2 separate regions of the Homo sapiens genome follow, and region 2 is linked to region 1. Evidence: chromatin loops called from intact Hi-C (ENCODE). Cell type or tissue: PC-3. All regions are shown on one strand. Links, peaks and the distances in the headings refer to the core of each region. The heading gives the core; the rest is flanking DNA.

Region 1 (6,660 bases), core at 1,007-6,006:
CCGCGTCATAAAACAGAAGGGCTCCCGCCTTCTCTGCACTCTTTGCTGGCTTTGTAAGGCCTTGGTCCAGAAAGACTTTTTGTCTCTCGGGGAAATTCTCCTCTGTCCCCTCTCCCGAGTCCACACCCAGCCGGGTCCCCACCCCTGACGGCCCCCGTCTGCACCGCGGACTCCGCACCCACCTCCTCACCTGTCTGCACCTCCCTGAACCTCGCCCAGTTGGCCCCTCACATGTCCTGGCCTCCCCTGCTCACCTCAGCCGGCCTGGAAGCCAGGGCCAGACCAGTTCCAACGCACTGCTGCCCAGCCCAGAGCAGGGAGGCAGCCAGAGGGCCGAGCCCTACGGAGCAGGGCACCTGCCGCACCCTCCTGCACACACTCCGGCGCAGCCTGAGTGTCTCCACGGGCTCATAATAATCCCCTTTGAGGGCCTGCCCCAGCACCCCCAGCTGCCAGACCTCAGCCAGCCCTCCCTTCCCCAACCCTCAGCCTCTTCCTCTAGGAAGGGGGAATGGAGTGAGAAGATGCTGGCAGAGCTGGGGTGGAGTCAGCCCTGACCCACAGCCCCTGTGATTGAAAAGAAGCATTTGTCTCCATGCCCCTGGGCCCTGGGTGGTGCCAGCATCGGAATCCAACAGGGAGGCACTCCCCTTCGGTACCCGCCTCTGCATGAGCCTGGAGGACGCTGCTGTTATCCGTGCAGCGTGGCTGCCTCAGCCACCTTGTGACCTTTGTGCTGCCGTTCCCTCCGCCTGGAACTCCCTCCGGCTCCCACGGCATCCTTGTTCGGCACTGAGCTCAGACAGGACCAGCCCAGGGAAGCCCCCCCTTGCTGATCCGCACCCCGCCTGTCACCCCACATCAAACACCCAGCCCTGCGCCCACCCCTGTTGACCGTGAGCCCCTTGAGGGCGAGACCAGGTCTTCCCCAGGCCTGCATGGTGGACGCCAGCACGTGCGATCCCTGCAGTCGCTGACATCGCTTCCCACCTCAGGGCTCCGAGGCCAGGAGTCCAGCCCCAGAACGGGGCCTCACCAGGCTAAAGTCAAGCTGTGGGCAGGGCTGGGCCCAGCACAAGCTGCAGAGGAGAATCCGTTTCCCCCTTTTCCCAGCATCTAGAGGCGCCCGCATCTGTCGGCTCAGGTCCCTTCCTCCCTCTTCACAGCCACAGCGCAGCCTCTTCCAGTCTCTGTCTGACTCACCCTCTCGCCCCCGCTCGTGAGGACCCTGTGAGGACATCGGGCTCCCAGGTCCCCCAGGATCATCTCCCGTCGGTCTCAGGGCCTGTAATCACAGCTGTAGAGTCTGTTCCCGTTCTCCAGATGAGGACCCCAGGGCCCTGCTGCTGGGAGCCAGGGCTGGGGATGTGGTCCTGGGTCCTAGGAGCTGAGTCTCGCCTGCTCCCCTCGTCCCAGCCTCCTTGCATGGAGGAAGGTGCTCCCGGCTCAGCCCAGGCCTGGGCTCGTTGGCTCAATCCTGCAGGCCTCTGTTGTCCTCTCTGGAGCTGCGGCCCAGGCCCTGCTGCGCTGACCGGAGGCTGCGGGCCCAGGAGCCAGGGCAGGGCTGGGGGTCCCCTCGCAGCCTCTCTTACCCTTCCACAAACCTCACTCTGGAGAGGGGCAGGGAGGGCGGCAGCCCTGGGGACCCCTGGCCAGTTCCCACTGACCGCAGCTGCCCAGGTGCTGGGCGCTCCCTGCAACTCCAGCCTGCCCTCGCCCCAGCGGGGGCCTGCCCCCCCTCACTCCCCACGCTGGCACCTGATTTCCCCATGCCCGAGCCTCTCCTGGCGCCTGCCTCCGAGGAAGCGGGGCTTGGTCAGTTCAGACCTGCTCAGTTGTTGACTGCCCAGAACCTCATGTCTGGGTGTGAAGGGGGTCAGAGCCGGGGGAGGTTTGCTCCCTATTTCCCCTCCCCTCCTCCAGGCAGGTCCAAGCCCCAGGCCCTCCGTGGTGGGTGCCAAGCCTAGGCGTCACCAGCTGCCCATCTCCCTGAGGCTGCAAAGCCTCTCCCCTGCTCTAGGCCCCAGTGGCTGCCAACCAGGGTGACCATGGCAGGCCCCAGTGGCCCCCACCCTCATCACATCCTCCCAGCGCACTCAGTCCATGTCTTCACTTGTGTGTAGCCTTGAGACCAGCCCCACGCGGAGTTACACACGCCAGGCCTGGGGCGCCAGAAGGTGGGCCGGGGGCTGGGCCCAGGACTCCCAGAGGTCACCGGTTTCCTGTCTGATACCCAGCTTGTCTCTTCTGCAGGTTTGGCTCAGAAGAAGGCGGCCCCAACAGAGGTGAGTGTCTGGAGCGGACGAAGGGCCTGGGGTCCCCACCCTGACCTGCTGCCTCCCTACTCGCGGAGAAGCTGTGTGGCCTGGGGCAGCTCACTACACCTCTCTGGGCCCCAAATGCCGTCCAGTGTCCACAAGCAGGATGAACGTGAGGTCTACACCAACTGCGTCTTGAGAGGTCGGGGTGAAATTCCGTGATGGAGGAGGGGGCCCTGCATCTGAGGGGCCACACCCTCAGTGGCAGGGGTGCCTGGTCAGGGCTGCAGGGGCAGGAAGGGCTTCTCTGGGTTCCAGGCCACGTGGAGCCTGGATTCTGGGGGGTGGGCGGTGGGGAGAGAGCAGCTCTCGCCGGGGGACTGGGGGCAGGAATGGAAGACCTGGCTGGAGGGTTAGACGCTGCCCAGAGGGCGATGCCCGAGGCTACCAGCTGCACCCACGCCCTCAGTGTCTGTGAGCCACACAGGCGTAGTGCACAGTGAGGCTGTGTGCAGCCTATGTGTGCATGTTTGCCTGCGTGCGTGTGTGCACGTTTGTGTGTGTGCATGTTTGCCTGCGTGCGTGTGTGCACGTTTGTGTGTGTGCATGTTTGCCTGCGTGCGTGTGTGCATCTATTTTTGCTTGTGTGGATGTTTGCCTGTGTGTGTGCACGTTTGTGTGTGTGCATGTTTGCGTGCATGTGTGCACGTGTTTGCCTGTGTTCATTTGCCTACGTGCGTGTGTGCACGTGTTTGCCTGTGTTCATGTTTGCCTGAGTGCATGTGTGTTTGCCTGTGTGCCTGTTTGCCTGCGTGCGTATGTACACGTTTGCCTGTGTGCACGTCTGCACGTGTGTTTGCCTGTGTGCATATTTGTCTGTGTGTGTGCACATCTGCATGTACATGGGTCCTGTCATTGCTGCCCGTCTCCTCCCGAGAGCTTTCTCTGCACGTTGGCCCTGCCTTTGCAGCTTCTGCCAGCCCCGTGGCGCCGAGTGGCCTTCTTCCCAGCCCCAGTGGGCGCAGTGGGGTGGGCCGTCCTCTGAGGGCACCCGAGCTGCTGCATCTCCCGTCTTCCCGCATGCAGTCCTCAGGGCACCTGTCCATGAGCCCCATTCACAGGAGCAGTCCCCAAGGCACCTGTCCCACCTGGGCCACCCTTGGCCCTGCGTCCGTAGCCAGAGCTTGGAGGGCTTTGTCCACCAGGCCTGGGACCCTGGGATCCTTCCTCAGAGTCCCCCGGCGTGGGGGCAGTGTGGAGGGTGGCGCGGGTGGAGGGTGGCCCGGGTGGCGGGGTGAATTCCTGGGGAGAGCCTGCCCCCTGGCGGCCACCTGGGAGAATGCAGGGAACATGGCTGAGCAGCGTCGGCTGTGGAGGGAGGGCAGGGGCAGGGGTCAGGGCTGCAGGCGTGTCCCTGGGGCTGATAGCGGTGGGATGGGGTCTGGCCAGTGGAGGGTCCATGGGGTCTCCTAGCAAACGCAGTGGCGCTCCTTAAATGACGGTGCCAGGCGGGGCTGTTCTCCTTGGTTGGCCTCTGTGTCCCTTCAGGCTCCCAAGGCCCCTCCTCACATCCTCCCTCGAGGGCAACAAGCTGAGGCCCCCTGGGGTCGGCGGTCCCATCTGCTGGGACACCCGCGCTGCCCGACAGCTTGCAGGAGCCGGGCCTGACCCTGGCCAGTGAGACCATCTCCCTCAGGGACAAGGTGGTCTTTTCAATCCTTCCATCCCAGCGGTCTCACAGTTAGGGGCCCTGGTGAGGGAGAGGAGTTACGACTCCCACCACCACCTCAGGCGGTGGGTGAGATGCTCTGAGGCTGGCCTGGCTCACACCGTGTTGGCAGGAAGCCTGACCCCCGCTCTGTTCCCACCCCCACCTCAGTCCTGTTTTTTTAAAAAATACCCACTTTACTGAGATGTGATTTGCATACTGTACTCTCTGAAGTGTGCAGTGAGTGACTTTTAGTACATTTGCAGAGTTGTGTGGGGACATCTGTGGTTGCCACAACTGGGAGGTGCTCCTGGCATGGAGTGGGTGGAGGCCAGGAATGCTGCTCAGCACCCTGCTGTGCCCAGGGTGGCCCCACCCCAAAGAACGGTCCAGCCCCAGTGTCCACAGCACCTGGGGGAGACCCTGGAATTAGAGGGCTGGAGCTGCCCAATCCTCTTGCCCTTCCTGAGGAGGCAGAGGTCTCCACCTTGGAGTGAGCGCTTCTGGGTGTCCAGTGTGGGACACTGAGGGGCCCCAGCCAGCCCGCCAGGCGCCCACGGGTGAGGGGCCTCCTGCTGCACCCCGGAGTCGCCTGGACCTGCCCCCTGCCCTGTGCACCCCTGCTGGGCCCAACGACTAAACCTTTCTTCCCAGGGTTTCAGAGCGTGCCCTGTCCCGGTGGGCGTGCTCCTTAGGGAGTTAACGCTTCCTGCTTCCTCTTCCCAGGTTCTGTCCATGACGGCACAGCCGGGCCCTGGCCATGGGAAGAAGTTGGGCCATCGAGGTGTGGACGCATCCGGCGAAACCACCTACAAGAAGGTTCCTCGGCTCCCCTTAGCTGGCTGGAGGGAGCGGGACAGAGCAGAGGGGAGGGGGATCCCACTGGTAGCATGGATGGGGCCTATCGCCCCCGACACAAACCAGGGTCTGCCCAGGGACAGGTGTGGGCTGTGTGGAGGCAGAGGCTGGAGTCCTCAGTCCTGCATGAGGCCCCACTGTTTGCTGTCCTTGCCGGGCGGCCGGGCAGCATGTTCTGTGGCTCAGCCTGGCTGCAACGCCTGCCCGGCTCTGAGTCCCTGAAACCTCGGGCAGAGCCTGGGCTCTCGGCCCTGGTGAGGGAGAGGGGTTATGGACCCCACCACCACCTCGGGCAGTGGATGGGACACTCTGAGGCTGGCCTGGCTCACACCGTGTTGGTAGGAAGCCTGACCCCCACTCTGTTCCCACCCCCACCTAGGGCCTGTTTTTTCAAAAGTAACCGTTTTACTGAGATGTGATTCATATACTGTACAATTCAGCCTTTAAAGTGTGCAGTAAATGACTTTTAGTACATATGCAGAGTTGTGCAGCCGTCACCTCTAATTCCAGAACATTGCATCAGCTCAAATAGCAACTCTGTCCCTGTTAGCAGTCACCCCCATCCCGACTCCCAGCCCTGGCACCCACATCCCTTTCCTGCGTCTGTGGATCAGCCTGTCCTGGACGTGTCATAGAAGTGGAATCACACACTGTGTGGCTTTCTGTGTCTGGCGTCTCTCACTGAGTGTAGCGTCCTCAGGGTTCATTCGCACTGGGGCCCGTGTCAGAGCCTTGCTCCTGTTCATGGCTGAGTCGTGTTCTGGTGCGTGGGGCGCCCGTGCTGCACTTGTCCTTTGCTGCGTCATGGACGCTCGGGTGCTTCACACTCCTGGCCATTGTGAATTGTGCTGCTGAGGACACGTGTGTGTGAGTCTGTGTGGATACATGTGTTCGTTTGTCTCGGGCAGACACCCAGGAGTGGAATTGCCAAGTCACGTGTAACTCGGTGTCATCTTTTGAGAAACTCGCAAACTGTTCTCCATAGCAGCGGTACCGTTTTCACACCCAGCAACAGTGAATGAGGCCCAGCGTCCCCGTGTCCTCACCAGCACTCGTGATTGTTGTCTCTGATTCTGGCGTCCTCATGGGTGTGAGGTGGTGTCTCTTCGAGGTGTCTTTTTGTTTGTTTTGGTAGAGACAGGGGTTTCACCATGTTGCCCAGGCTGGTCTTGAACTCCCAGGCTCAGGGGATCCTCCCACCCCGGCCTCCCGACTGGCCGGGATTCCAGGTGCGTGGCCCCCCTGTGGTTTGATGTGCTTTCCCTTGGTGCCCAGTGGCATGGAGCGTCTTTGCGGGCTTCAGGGCCGTTTGTATGTTATCTTTGGGCACATGTCTGTTCTGTCCGTGGCATCTCGGGGAGGTGAACATACAGGCCAGACCCCCCACCACCCAGAGTGTGGCTTAGGAGGGAGACAGGCCGAAACTGGGCAGTGGCAGAAACCAACTCCCAACTCCCGACCTCCCTCCCTGCCACCTCGCACCTGCGACAGGAGCACTGGAGACCGGAATTAGAGAGCGGAGGTATGAGCCGGCTTCCCAGGGCTAAAGTGAACATGGCGCGAGAGCACACAGTGAGAATAATGCAAACGATGCCAATGGCAAAAATAACAGCAGCCGGCCGGGCGCGGAGGCTCACTCCTGGAATCCTAGCACTTTGGGAGGCCGAGGCGGGAGGATCACCAGAGGTCAGGAGTTGGAGACCAGCCTGGGCAACATGGCGCAACCTTGTCTGTACTAAAAATACAAAAAAATAATTAGCCGGGTGTGCTGGTGCGTGCCTGTAATCCCAGCTCTTGGGAGGCTGAGGCGGGAGAATAGCTTGAACCCAGGAGGCG
Region 2 (6,660 bases), core at 525-5,524, 54 kb before region 1:
CCGCATACCGCTGCAGTCCCAGTCTACCCTGGCTGGTGGGTCTGAAGAAACCAGCCCAGGCTCCATGCCTGGAGGGTGAAATCCCTCCGGAGACAAGGATCGCCCCCCGCCCCGCCCCCGCCACGGCGCACCCCAGCCGGCTTGCTCACCCCACCCCTGCCTCTGCCTGGTAATGCCTGTTAATAGCTTTGTACACAGTAGGCACCCAATAAATGCTGGTGCTCCCTCGTGCAGCCTTGTAGGAGGTGAATGTTCACCAAAGCCACCCCAGCCCCCAAATGAAGTCACTGCCCACCGTGCCACCGCGGGCGCCCAAGCTCAGCCGGCTGCACGCCCCCAGCAAAGGGGGATGAACATCTTTTCTGCCCACCTACGATGCGCCAAGCTCTTAAAACACATTTTTCTCTCTGTTTAAAATGCCGATCACCCATTTTTCGGATGAGGGAAGGAGAGGGTTCACTCACTGGCCCCACGTTACACACAGCATAGTGGACAGAAAATTCGGGATTTGAACCCAGCCCTGCGGTATTAAAGGAGGCCGGTCCTGGGGCAGAGGAGGCTCCAGAAGAGATGGTCTTTGGAGGCAGGGAGGGGGGCGCGGACGCGCGGACGCATCTCGAAGTGCAACCTCCAGCTAGCCACTTCATCCCTCTGGGACTCAGTTTCCCTGCCTGTTATGTAGGTAGGCGTTCTGGGGTCCTGGGTCCGACTCCCAAACCCTGCTTTCCCCCCACCCCACCTCAGCCCGAGCCCCTCCCCCTGCCACCCTTGGAGGGTTACTCGCCTGGAATCTCACCGCCATGGTCCACCTGGGGGCTCTCCAGCCCCCCTACCCGAGGGGGTCCTGGAAACAGTCAATCGGCCCCCACCCCGGGCTGGGGGAGGGGGCTGAGGAGAGTCACAGCGGGCTGAGGGCCGGGCTCTCGTCCTCCTCCCTCCAGCTCCGCAGCTCCCGGCTGCACCTGCCCCTCTTCCTCCTCCAGGTCTCGGGTCAGCCCCGCCCCTGCCCAGACACGCCCCCTGGACGCGGCGGAGGTTTCTCTCCCCACCTCCCATCACAGGAGCCAGGTCCTGAGGCGGAAACTCCAGGCCGGGTTATCCACGCAGCCGAGAGGGGGCCGGCGGCCGCGGCCAGAGCCCGGCCCGACAAGGCTGCCAGCAAGACCCGGCAGGAATAACCCCCGCGCTTGGAACGGAGCCTACTATTTGGAAGGTGTTTCCGTCCGCGAAATGGGCACATTTTGAGGTGCATCTGGGAGGCCTCTTGGATTAGAAGCTTGTCGAAGGCCAGAGACCTCCTTAGCATAGCGCTGGTCCCTGGGTCACCTTATCTCTGGAAGGTTTGCCCCATTCCACAGAGGGGAACCGGAGGCCCCAGAGGCCAGAGGCGTGGACTCTGAAGATACAACAGCGGCTGCGTGCCTTTTTCCTGCGGTCTTGGCCTGCGGGCTCTGTCTTCACACCCAGCATCCAGAAAAGAAAGGGGGCAGGGCAGGGCCGGGCGCGGTGGCTCATGCCTGTAATCCCCAAATTTTGGGAGGCCGAGGCGAGCGGATCACGAGGTCAGCAGTTCGAGACCAGCCTGACCAACATGGTGAAACGTCTGTCTCTACTAAAAGTACAAAAATTAGCCGGGCGTGGTGGCGCATGCTTCAGCTACTCGGGAGGCTGAGGAAGGAGAATCGGTTGAACCCGGGAGGCGGAGGTTGCGGTGAGCTGATATCACGCCACTGCACTCCAGTCTGGGCGACAGAGTAGAGTGAGACCCTGTCTCAAAAAAAAAAAAAAAAAAAGAAAAGGAAGGAAGGAAAGAAGGGAAGGAAGGAAGGAACGAAGGAAAAGAAAGGGGCAGAGTGCAAGGCAGGAGGAAATTCTTCAGGCTCTGGGAGGGAGTAAAGGTCGTTTCCTTCTTCTCACCCAGCCCAGCCCAGCCTCCCGCTCAGGGGCCTGGGATTCCGGGATTCCTAAGGTTAGACCTAGGAGGGACTGGACCAGGGTAGGAAACCTTCAAGTCACCTGGGTGGGCGGGGCTGGTCGTGGCTGCACCCCCACATTCCTTACTATAAAAAAAAAAACCTGCGCCCAGCTGTGCCTGGGCCCCACCCCAAGGTTAAAAGGGTAAAAGGGCAAAGCTACACATAAACACCCCTTCCCAGCCTTATCCAGTCAGGGCTGGGCAGGGACAGGAGTCCCAGGTTGTGGCTAGGGGTGAAGAGCATAGAGAAAACTCTAGCGGTAAAAGAAAGGCTGCCTGGAGGAGGGGGCATCGTAGCTGGGGATTTGAAGGTTGGTTAAGAGTTTGCTTAGTAAACAAGGCCAACAATATCAAAGTCTTAGAGGGTCCCCGAAGATGACATCTCACCTCCTCCACTGCAATTGTACCCAAAACACTAGTCCAGAGACCCAAGTCAGCTACAGTCAGCCCCTCAAGGGTCTCCAAGGGCCCGAATAAAGCATTGCCAAAGCCTCTTGTGGGGACCCACTTGGAACTTCAGAGCTAGGAGAGTTCTAAAACCAGCTCTCACCTATTTGCTGTGTGACCTCAGACAACTTACTGCCCCTCTCTGTTCCTCAGTTTCCACATCTGTAATTGGGGAAAATAATAGCCCCTACATCACAGGGTTGTCAGGAGGATTAAAAGGGGCGTAGAGGCCAGGCACAATGGCTCACTCCTGTAATTCCAGAACTTTGAAGAGTCAGGTGGGAGGATCACTTGAGGCCAGGAGTTTGAGACCAGGCTGGGCAATATAGCGAGACCCAATCTCCATACAAAATAAATAAAAAGGAGCATGTAGTTCTCTTCCCTTTTGCGGCCATCACAGAAGTGGGAGCAGCCAAAATGAAGTTCAATCCCTTTGTGACTTCCGACCGAAGCAAGAATTGTAGAAGGCATTTCAACGCACCTTCTCACATCGCATGAAGGTTATATGTCTTCCCTTCTTTTTTTTTTTTTTTTTTTTTTGAGACGGAGTCTCGCTCTGTCGCCCAGCTGGACTGCAGGCACGATCTCGGCTCACTGCAAGCTCCGCCTCCCGGGTTCCCGTCATTCTCCTGCCTCAGCCTCCCGAGTAGCTGGGACTACAGGCACCCGCCACCACGCCTGGCTAATTTTTGTATTTTTAGTAGAGATGGGGTTTCCCCATGTTGGCCAGGCTGGTCTCGAACTCCTGGCCTCAAGTGATTAGCCCACCTCGGCCACCCAAAATGTTAGGATTATGGGCATGAGCCACTACTCCCAGCCACACACACACACATATTTTATAGATGAAGGTTCAGAAAGGGCCCCAGACTCACTGAAGGTTGCACAGCATGGGTTCCTGGAGCCCCAAACTCTTTCCAAGACCCCATGCTGAGCCAATGTAGAAACACCATTAACCAAAACTAAGGCTTACTGAACACCTACTGTATACCTACAGGCAACTCAGCCCTTCCCTGTGTGACACTCCGCCACCAGCAGGTGGCGCAAAAAATCATTTTAGATGATTAAGGTCCAGCGATGTCCACCACCCCCCAAGACGGACACTCATTCTGTCACCCAGGTTGGAGTGCCGGGCGCAGTCTCGGCTCACTGCAAGCTCCGCCTGCGGGGTTCACACCATTCTCATGCCTCAGCCTCCTGAGTAGCTGGGACTACAGGCGCCGGCCACCACGCGTGGCTAATTTTTGTATTTTTAGTAGAGACGGGGTTTCACCATGTTGGCCAGGCTGGTCTCGAACTCCTGACCTCAGGTGATCCACCCACCTCGGCCTCTGAAAGTGTTGGGATTACAGGCGTGAGCCACCACGCCCGGCCAGTCCAGCGATCTTTAAATAGCCGTGTATTTGTTTTAATGAGTCGTGAGAAAAACACATCATTCCCTACCGGCCCGCACACGTCAAGGTTCGTGGCTGCCATTGCTCAAAGCAGTCTCTGCTTAGGTCTGGCAAAATCGGACAGGGGTTCTGCAGGGGACTGGAGCTGGTAGAAAATCCTGCATTCGGGCAGATCACCTGAGGTCAGGAGTTCGAGACCAGCCTGGCCAACATTGTGAAACCCTGTCTCTACTGAAAATACAAAAATTAGCTGGGCGTGGTGGCGCACGTCTGTAGTCCCAGCTACTAGGGAGGCTGAGGCAGGAGAATTACTTAAACCTGGGAGGCAGAGGTTGCAGTCAGCCAAGATTGCGCCACTGCACTCCAGCCTGGGCCACAGAGTGAGGCCCTGTCCACCCCGCCCCCCACCACCCCAAAAAAAAAAAACCGCAAGAAAAGAAAATGCTGCATTCCTGTCCTACAGGCTTTCTGACTTCAGCGTCTTTAAAATAAGAGGCTTGGCCAGGAACAGTGGCTCACGCTTGTAGTCCCAGCACTTTGGAAGGCCGAGGCGGGAGGATCTCTTGAGGCCAGGAGAGACCAGCCTGAGTAACAGAGTGAGACTTCCATCTCTACACACACACAGACACACACACACACACACACACACACACACACACACACACACACTTTTTTTTTTTTTTTTTTTTTGAGTTGGAGTCTCGCCCTGTTGCCCAGGCGCAATCTCAGCTCACTGCAAGCTCTGCTTCCCGGGTTCACGCCATTCTCCTGCCTCAGCCTCCCGAGTAGCTGGGACTACAGGCACATGCCCGGCTGATTTTTGTACTTTTAGTAGAGATGGGGTTTCACCGTGTTAGCCAGGATGGTCTCAAACTCCTGACCTTGTGATCCGCCCCCCTCGGCCTCCCTAAGTGCTGGGATTATAGGCGTGAGCCATCGTGCCCGGCCTTTTTTTTTTTTTTTAATTAGCCAGTCTTGGTGGCACTTGCCTGTACTCCCAGCTACTTGGGAAGCTGAGCTGGGAGGATTGCTTGAGCCCAGGCGGTGGAGGCTGCAGTAAGTCATGGTCACACCACTGTACTCTCATTCCTGGGCAACACAGTGAGACCCCCATCTCCACATCCACAAAAATTTTTAAAAATATCTTAGGCAGGGTGCAGTGGCTCATGCCTGTCATCCCAGCACTCTGGGAGGCCAAGGCAGGAGGATCACTTGAGTCAGGAGTTGGAGGCCAGCCTGGCCCACAGGGCAAAACCCATCTCTACAAAAATACGAAAAATTAGCCAAGGATGGTGGCAGGCGCCTGTAATCCCAGCTACTCAGGAGGCTGAGGCAAGAGAATCACTTGACCCTGGGAGGCGGCGGTTGCAGTGAGCTGAGATCACGCCACTGCACTCCAGCCTGGGTGACAGGGCAGACAGCACAACACTATGTTTCAAAAAAAAATAAAATTATATATATATATATATATATATAAGCTATGGCTGGGCACAGTGGCTCACGCCTGTAATCCCACTTTGGATGGCCAAGGCGGCCGAATCACTTGAGGTCAGGAGTTTGAGACCAGCCTGGCCAACATGGTGAAACTCTGTCTGTACTAAAAATATAACAGTCATGGGCCAGGCGTGGTGGCTCGTGCCTGTAATCCCAGCACTTTGGGAGGTCGAGGCGGGCGGATCACCTGAGGTTGGGAGTTCGAGACCAGCCTGACCAACATGGAGAAACCTCGTCTCTACTAAAAATACAAAATTAGCTGGGTGTGGTGGCACATGCCTGTAATCCCAGCTACTAGAGAGGCTGAGGCAAGAGAATTGCTTGAGCCCGGGAGGCGGAGGTTGCAGTGAGCCGAAATCGGGCCATTGCACTCCAGCCTGGGCAACAAGAGCGAAACTCCGTCTCAAAAAAAAAAAAAAAAGTCACCTGGGCGTGTTGGCACCCGCCTGTAATCCCAGGTACTCGGGAGGCTGAGGCAGGAGAATCACTTGAACCTGGGAGGCAGAGGGTGCAGTGAGCCGAGATCGTGCCACTGTCTCCAACCTGGGCGACAGACTGAGACTCTGTTTCAAAAAAAAAAAAAAAATATATATATATATATATATATGTATGAGCTGGGTGTGGTAGCAGGCACCTCTAGGCGCTGAAGTGGGAGGATCATTTGAGCCCAGGAGGTCGAGGCTGCAGTGATCCATGATCTTGCCCTTGCACTCCAGCCTGGGTGACAGAGCTAGACGCTGTCTCAAAAATAAATAAAGAAATAAGTGGGTTAAAGTCCTAGCAGTGAATGGGGCTCCCGGGCCATGTTTACTGGCATATGCTTGGCTGCAGCCCCAGTTACACACAACACTCGTGCGCCCACTTTGCAGCTGAGAAAACTGAGGCCAGATGGTGAGCTGGCCTGAGGGATTTGGCTGCAGCTCTGTTTGCCCCTGCACCTCGAACTCCAAGCCAGTGCCTCTCACCAGAGGGGGACCCTTGGCAACGTCTTGAGACATTTTGGTGTTCAATACCAGGCCGAGCGCGGTGACTCACACCTGTAATTCCAGCACTTTGAGAGGCTGAGATGGGCGGATCACTTGAGGTCAATAGTTCGAGAGCAGCCTGGCCAACAGGGTGAAACCCCGTCTCTACTCAAAATACAGAAATTAGCTGGGCGTAGTGACAGGCACCTGTAATCCCTGCTACTCGGGAGGCTGAGGCAGGAGAATCACTTGAACCCGGGAGGCAGAGGTCGCAGTGATCTGAGATGGCGCCACTGCACTCCAGCCTGGGCAATGGAGCAAGACTCCATCTCAAAAATAAAACAAGTCGGGCGTGGTGGCTCACGCCTGTAATCCCAGCACTTCGGGA

What was found. Hi-C counts contacts between places; a loop is a spot of excess contacts. Peaks named below come from ENCODE experiments on the same cell type or tissue, not always from the same donor. Only the 100,000 strongest peaks of a DNase experiment are listed, where the experiment ranks them.
Region 2: it touches region 1 in a loop (14-fold over the local background); 91 of 110 quality-filtered maps call a loop at or near these places.

What each region holds. Positions count from the first base shown.
Region 1 is chr19:3,662,947-3,669,606 of GRCh38, reverse strand. It overlaps PIP5K1C (phosphatidylinositol-4-phosphate 5-kinase type 1 gamma), which reads left to right. Exons shown (of 18, transcript NM_012398.3): 2 at 2,254-2,285; 3 at 4,693-4,785. Among named protein-coding and RNA genes, the nearest start is that of PIP5K1C, 34 kb to the left of the region's middle. RefSeq lists a silencer at 3,471-3,580 and an enhancer at 3,510-4,340. In PC-3, for the core only: CTCF peaks have their summits at 3,384 and 3,586 (motif pointing left); no DNase peak of the experiment used is centred there.
Region 2 is chr19:3,716,035-3,722,694 of GRCh38, reverse strand. The region is part of intron 1 of TJP3 (tight junction protein 3); the gene reads right to left. Among named protein-coding and RNA genes, the nearest start is that of TJP3, 11 kb to the right of the region's middle. In PC-3, for the core only: a CTCF peak has its summit at 3,452 (motif pointing right); a DNase peak (open chromatin) is centred at 1,074; H3K4me3 peaks cover 553 bases; H3K27ac peaks cover 331 bases.